Linked DNA regions of Homo sapiens: region 1 is linked to region 2. A link is a loop called in an ENCODE intact Hi-C map of the cell type or tissue named here. Cell type or tissue: HCT116. All regions are shown on one strand. Links, peaks and the distances in the headings refer to the core of each region. The heading gives the core; the rest is flanking DNA. Region 1 overlaps TMEM221 (transmembrane protein 221). Region 2 overlaps COLGALT1 (collagen beta(1-O)galactosyltransferase 1).

Region 1 (2,908 bases), core at 208-2,707, 130 kb before region 2:
CTAGGACATGGAGGCTGCAGTGAGCTATGATCACACCACTGCACTCCAGCCTGGGTGACACAGCGAGACCCTGTCTCAAAAAATGGAAATAAAATACACTGGTTAAAATGGTATTTTTTTTTTTTTTTTTTTTTTGAGATGGAATCTCGCTCTGTCACCCAGGCTGGAGTGCAGTGGCGCAATCTCGGCTCACTGCAAGCTCTGCCTCCCGGGTTCACGCCATTCTCCTGCCTCAGCCTCCCGAGTAGCTGGGACTACAGCCGCCCGCCACCACACCCGGCTAATTTTTGTATTTTTAGTAGAGATGGGGTTTCACCTTGTTAGCCAGGATGGTCTCGATCTCCTGACCTCGTGATCTGCCCGCCTCGGTCTCCCAAAGTGCTGGGATTACAGGCGTGAGCCACCGCGTCCGGCCTAAAATGGTAATGTTTTTGTTATGTGTACTTTGCCACAGTGAAACTGCAACTTAACTGGGTATGGTGGTGTACACCTGTAGTCCCAGCTACATGGATTGGGAGACTGAGGCAGGAGGATTGCTTGAGCCAGGAGTTCAAGTCCAGCCTGGGCTACATAGCAAGACCCTGTCTCTAAACAAACAAAACCAGAAACACCCCCAGCAACTCAGCTCTCAGGGTCCTGCATCTCTGTCTGTCTCTGCCTGGGGTGGGGGTGAGGGTCAAGGTGGAGGAGCCAGCCTCTGCTCTCTACTCTCTGGTGCCCACAGGTTTGCCACGCCCCAGGCTTGGGGGGCATTGAGAGATTCACAACCCCTCTCTGGCCTCAGTTAGCCAATGTGAATAAGAAGGGACCTTGAGGGACCGGGCGTGGTGGCTCACGCCAGTAACCCCAGCACTTTGGGAGGCCGAAGTGGGCGGATCACTTGAGGCCAGGAGTTTGAGACCAGCCTGGCCAACATGATGAAACCCCGTCTCTGCTAAAAATACAAAAATTAGCTGGGCGTGCTGGTGGGCTCCTGTAATCCCAGGTACTTGGGAGGCTGAGGGAGGAGAATCGCTTGAATCTGGGAGGTGGTGGTTGCAGTGAGCTGGGATCACTCTACTGCACTTCAGCCTGGGCAACAGAGCAAGACTCCATCTCAGAGAAAAAAAAAAAAAAAAAAGAAGGGACTTTGAGGACCTGAGCTAGCTAGCCCTCCATCAGCCTCTCCAGCATACAGTTGGCACCATTCTTAGTGGTGGTGCATCGTAGGACGTTTAGCAGCTTTTACCCACTAGATGTCAGTAGCATCCCACCCTCAACTCTGTGGCGACCACCAAAAATGTCTCCAGGCAGTGACAAAAGTTCCTCTGAGGCCAGAATCAGTCTCAGTGGAGAATCCCTGGTTTGGTCCCTATCTCTACACTGCAGAGTGGATTTGGGATCACTAAGCCACTTTGGCATCAATGATGTCCTCATTGGACCAAGCTCAGCCAATCAGAGCATTAATTGCTTCCCCTGATGTTAGTGATTGGTGGAGGAATATTACATGGCCCAAGCTCAGCCTATCAGAGTCAGCCCTGAGACTTTAGCCTGGGCTACTGGGACAGATAGATTTTCCTGCAGCGTCTAGGGTATTGGTAGGAGAGGGGCCCAGAACACATGGGGGACTTTTTTTTTTGGCACTTTCCAGGCTGTTTATACGCGTTCTCTGGCTCTGTACTATTGCTTTGGAAGATATCACACTGCATGATGTCCCACATGTGAAAGCAAGGCCAAGGACTTTTTTTTTTTTTTTGGCTGGAAACATTTTGAAAGGGATTTTGTAATTATTCTTTTAGTTCTAGCTAGCGATGAATGGATGATTGGTTGGATGTGCTTGGGAATTCTTGCTGAATGAGGTCACCTAGCCTCAAAAACAATCTAAATGGGAGGTGAATGAATTCTCAATTTTACGCTTAGTGAGGCTGACATAATGTTACCTTTTTTTTCCTTTTGTAATTGTTCTTGTATTTTAGAATGAGGATATCTTATTCCCTAGGTCTTTAATATTTCTGTTGGCCTGTGCAAAGACTCAAGGCTCCAGGCATCGTGTCAAAAGTGCTTACAGATAGAGGCATCTTTCTCAGAGAGAAGCCCATTCAGGGAACAGCAGATGAACAGGTGAAGTGACAAGCATTTCTGTTTCTTTTTTCTTTTATTATTATTATTATTATCAACAACATCATTTTTGAGACAGAGTCTCACTCTGTCACCCAGGCTGTGCAATGGCACAATCTCGGCTCACTGCAACCTCCGCCCCCTGGGTTCAAGCGATCCTCCTGCCTTCAGCCTCCTGAGTAGCTGGGTCTACAGGCATGAACCACCATGCCTGGCTAATTTCTTTCTTTTCTTTCTTTTTTTTTTTTTTTTAGATGGCATCTCACTCTGTCGCCCAGGCTGGAGTGCAGTGGCATGATCTTGGCTCAGTGCAACCTCTGCCTCCCAGGTTCAAACAATTCTCCTGCCTCAGCCTCTGGAGTAGCTGGGATTACAGGGGTATGCCACAATGTTTGGCTAATTTTTGTATACTTAGTAGAGATGGAGTTTCACCATGTTGCCCAGGCTGGTCTCAAACTCCACCTCAAGTGATCCACTCGCCTCGGCCTCCCAAAGTGCTGGGATTACAGGTGTGAGCAACCACACCCGGCTGAGAGGCATTTCTGATAACCTAATTTGAGTGCCTGGATCCAGCCACACCTGAAGCCAACTTCCCCTGACAATTTCAGATGCACAAGTCATCCATCCCTTCTCCTTTTTTTAAAAAAAAAACTACTTCTGGAGCATTTCATTAAGTCAAACAACAAAAGTTATGCAGTGTTCCGTGCACTTCACATATATAAATTCCCACAGTGAGCCTTAGGCTCACATCTCATTAAAAATATTTTGAGGGCCTGGCGTGGTGGCTCAGGGCCGGGCGTGGTGGCTCACG
Region 2 (2,908 bases), core at 249-2,748:
ATGGGTGAGTCTGCCTGCACACCGCCCTGGGAGGTGCCAGGTTGCCTCCCTTTCACTGATGTCTCAAATCCGTCCCATGAGCACTGACTGAGTGCCAGGCAGATGCAAGTCCCTGTGGGGGGTGCTGGGTGCAACGGCACGTGTGAACGAGGTGGAGGGTTGTGTCTGCTCTCACAGAGTGCTGGTTTGCAGGTAGCTGTACACAGCATGCTTGGGGTTGTCGGGTGGGCTTCCTGGAGGAGGTGGCATTAAGGGGCAGGTTGAGTAGGAGTTCACCATAAAGGGGATTGCAGCAGGAGGTGGTAGTGTGGGCAAAGGCCGGGAGGCTGGAAGGGACGTGAACCTGGGGAACAGGCAAGGTCAGTGATCCCCTGGGGCTGGTATCCAGGGCCAGGGTGGATGGCCTCAGAGACCAGGCTGAGGAAGGGACCTTCCCCCTGAGGACAGTCAGGAGCTATAGAGGACATGAAAACTGAGAGGACAGCAAGTTTTCACTAAAGAACTGCATGTATAGGCCAGGCATGGTGACTCAAACCTGTAATTCCAGCACTTTGGGAGGCCAAAGTAAGAGGATTGCTTGAGCCTAGGAGTTCAAGATCAGCCTGGGCAACATAGTGAGACCCCATCTCTATATTAAAAAAAATTTTGGCCGGGTGCGGTGGCTCATGCCTGTAATCCTAACACTTCGGGAGGACGAGACGGGCGGATCACAAGGTCAAAAGATGGAGACCATACTGACCAACATGGTGAAACCCTGTCTCTACTAAAAATACAAAAAAAATTAGCTGGGTGTGGTAGCGAATGCCTATAGTCCCAGCTACTTGGGAGGCTGAGGCAGGAGAATCACTTGAACCTGGGAGGCGGAGGTTGCAGTGAGCCGAGATCGTGCCACTGCACTTCAGCCTGGCAACAGAGTGAAACTCCGTCTCAAAAAAAAAAATTTTTTTTTAATTAGTCCGACATGGTGGCACATGCCTGTATTCTAGCTACTCAGGAGGCTGAGGTGGGAGAATCCTTTGAGCCCAGGAGTTGGAGGCCGCAGTGAGCCATAATCGTGCCACTGCACTACAGCCTGGGCAATAGAGTAAGTCTGTCTCAAAAATAATAATAATAAAAAATAATTATCCCAGCTCTTTGGGAGGCCAAGGTGGGCGGATCCCTGGAACCCAGTAGTTTGAGAATATCGTGGGCAACATGGTGAAACCTTGTCTTTACCAAAAAAAAATAACAAAAATTAGCCAGGCGTGATGGCACACACCTGTGGTCCCAGCTACTCGGGAGGCTGAGGCGAGAGGATCCCTTGAGCCCAGGAGGTCGAAGCTGCAGTGAGCCAAGATTGCTTCACTGCACTCCAGCCTGGGCAGCAGAGCCAGACCCTGTATCAATAAATAAATAAATAAAACTTTAAAAAAATCCATGAACTATGAAACCAGCAGCCGTCCCTCTAAAACTGGAGGAGCACGCAGGGCTGAGCTGTAATTGAGGTTGTCTAGGGATGATGCTCCCATCTCAGCCATTGCTAATGTGGGCCTCGCCCTGCACTGGGCGCAGAAAGCCCTGCCAAAGCCACTGCCATTCCCACCACTGCGTAGATGGAGACTGGGTGGGAGGGGTGAGGCCTCTGTCCCGGGGCTCAGTTTCCCCAGCCTTACCGATTTCTGAACGAGTCTATCTGCGGCTCCCCCTGGTGGCTCAAGATGGAATAGCACCCTGCCCTTTGTGTTTTGGGGAGACTTTTTTTTTTTTTTTGAGACGGTGTCTCACTTTGTCACCCAGGCTGGAATGCAGTGGCGCATTCTGGGCTCACTTGAAACCTCCGCCTCCTGGGTTCAAGCGATTCCCCTGCCTCAGCCTCCCGAGTAGTTGGGATTACAGGTACCTGCCACCACACCTGGCAAATTTTGTATTTTTAGTAGAGACGGGGTTTCACCATGTTAGCCAGGCTGGCCTCGAACTCCTGTCCTCAGGTGATCCACCTGCCTCGGCCTCCCAGAATGCTGGGATTACAGGCGTGTGTCACTGCGCCTGGCCTGGGGGAGACTTTTGAGTCTTTTTGAGGTGACACCTGGAGACTGCACAATCACTGGGGCAGGCCCCCCACAACACCCAAGAGTGGCATACTTAGGTGTCCAGGTCCCACCCGGCTACAGTTGGGGGTGGTGGGTCTCCATTTATCACCAACTCCCATCAGAAACGGGCCTGAGAAGCGTCTCTGTGGCTACCAGAGTTTTCCCAGTTTAAGTTCTCACATATATTTGTGTTGTCATTTCCTTTTTTTGAGACAGAGTCTCGCTGTTACCCAGGCTGGAATGCAGTGGCAAAATCACAGCTCACTGCAGCCTCAACCTCCTTGACTCAAGCGATCCTTCCACCTCAGCCTCCTAAGTAGCTGAGACCACAGGTGCATGCCACTACCATGCTCAGCTAATTTGTTAATTTAGGTTTTTGGTTTTTTTGGTTTTTATTTTTTTGAGATGGAGTCTTGCACTGTCGCCTGGGCTGGAGTGCAATGGTGCGATCTTGGCTCACTGCAACCTCCGCCTCCCAGGTTCAAGTGATTCTGCCCCACCTTCCCAAGTAGCTGAGTTTAACAGGCGCTTGCCACCACGCCTGGCTAATTTTTTGTATTTTTATTTTTATTATTTTTTGTTTGTTTGTTTTTTTTGAGACGGAGTCTCGCTCTGTCTCCCAGGCTGGAGTGCAGTGGCCCGATCTCGGCTCACTGCAAGCTCCGCTTCCTGGGTTCACGCCATTCTCCTGCCTCAGCCTCCCGAGTAGCTGGGACTACAGGCGCCTGCTACCACATCCGGCTAATTTTTTGTATTTTTATTGGAGATGGGGTTTCACTGTGTTAACCTGGATGGCCTCGATCTCCTGACCTTGTGAGCCACCTGCCTCGGCCTCCCAA

What was found. Hi-C counts contacts between places; a loop is a spot of excess contacts. Peaks named below come from ENCODE experiments on the same cell type or tissue, not always from the same donor. Only the 100,000 strongest peaks of a DNase experiment are listed, where the experiment ranks them.
Region 1: it touches region 2 in a loop (6-fold over the local background); 33 of 110 quality-filtered maps call a loop at or near these places.

The regions. Positions count from the first base shown.
Region 1 is chr19:17,440,110-17,443,017 of GRCh38, forward strand. The region is part of intron 2 of TMEM221 (transmembrane protein 221); the gene reads right to left. Among named protein-coding and RNA genes, the nearest start is that of TMEM221, 7.1 kb to the right of the region's middle. RefSeq lists a silencer at 1,211-1,260. In HCT116, for the core only: a CTCF peak has its summit at 1,242 (motif pointing right); no DNase peak of the experiment used is centred there.
Region 2 is chr19:17,572,599-17,575,506 of GRCh38, forward strand. It overlaps COLGALT1 (collagen beta(1-O)galactosyltransferase 1), which reads left to right. Exons shown (of 12, transcript NM_024656.4): 6 at 1-4. Among named protein-coding and RNA genes, the nearest start is that of COLGALT1, 18 kb to the left of the region's middle. In HCT116, for the core only: a CTCF peak has its summit at 1,693 (motif pointing left); a DNase peak (open chromatin) is centred at 1,657; H3K27ac peaks cover 845 bases.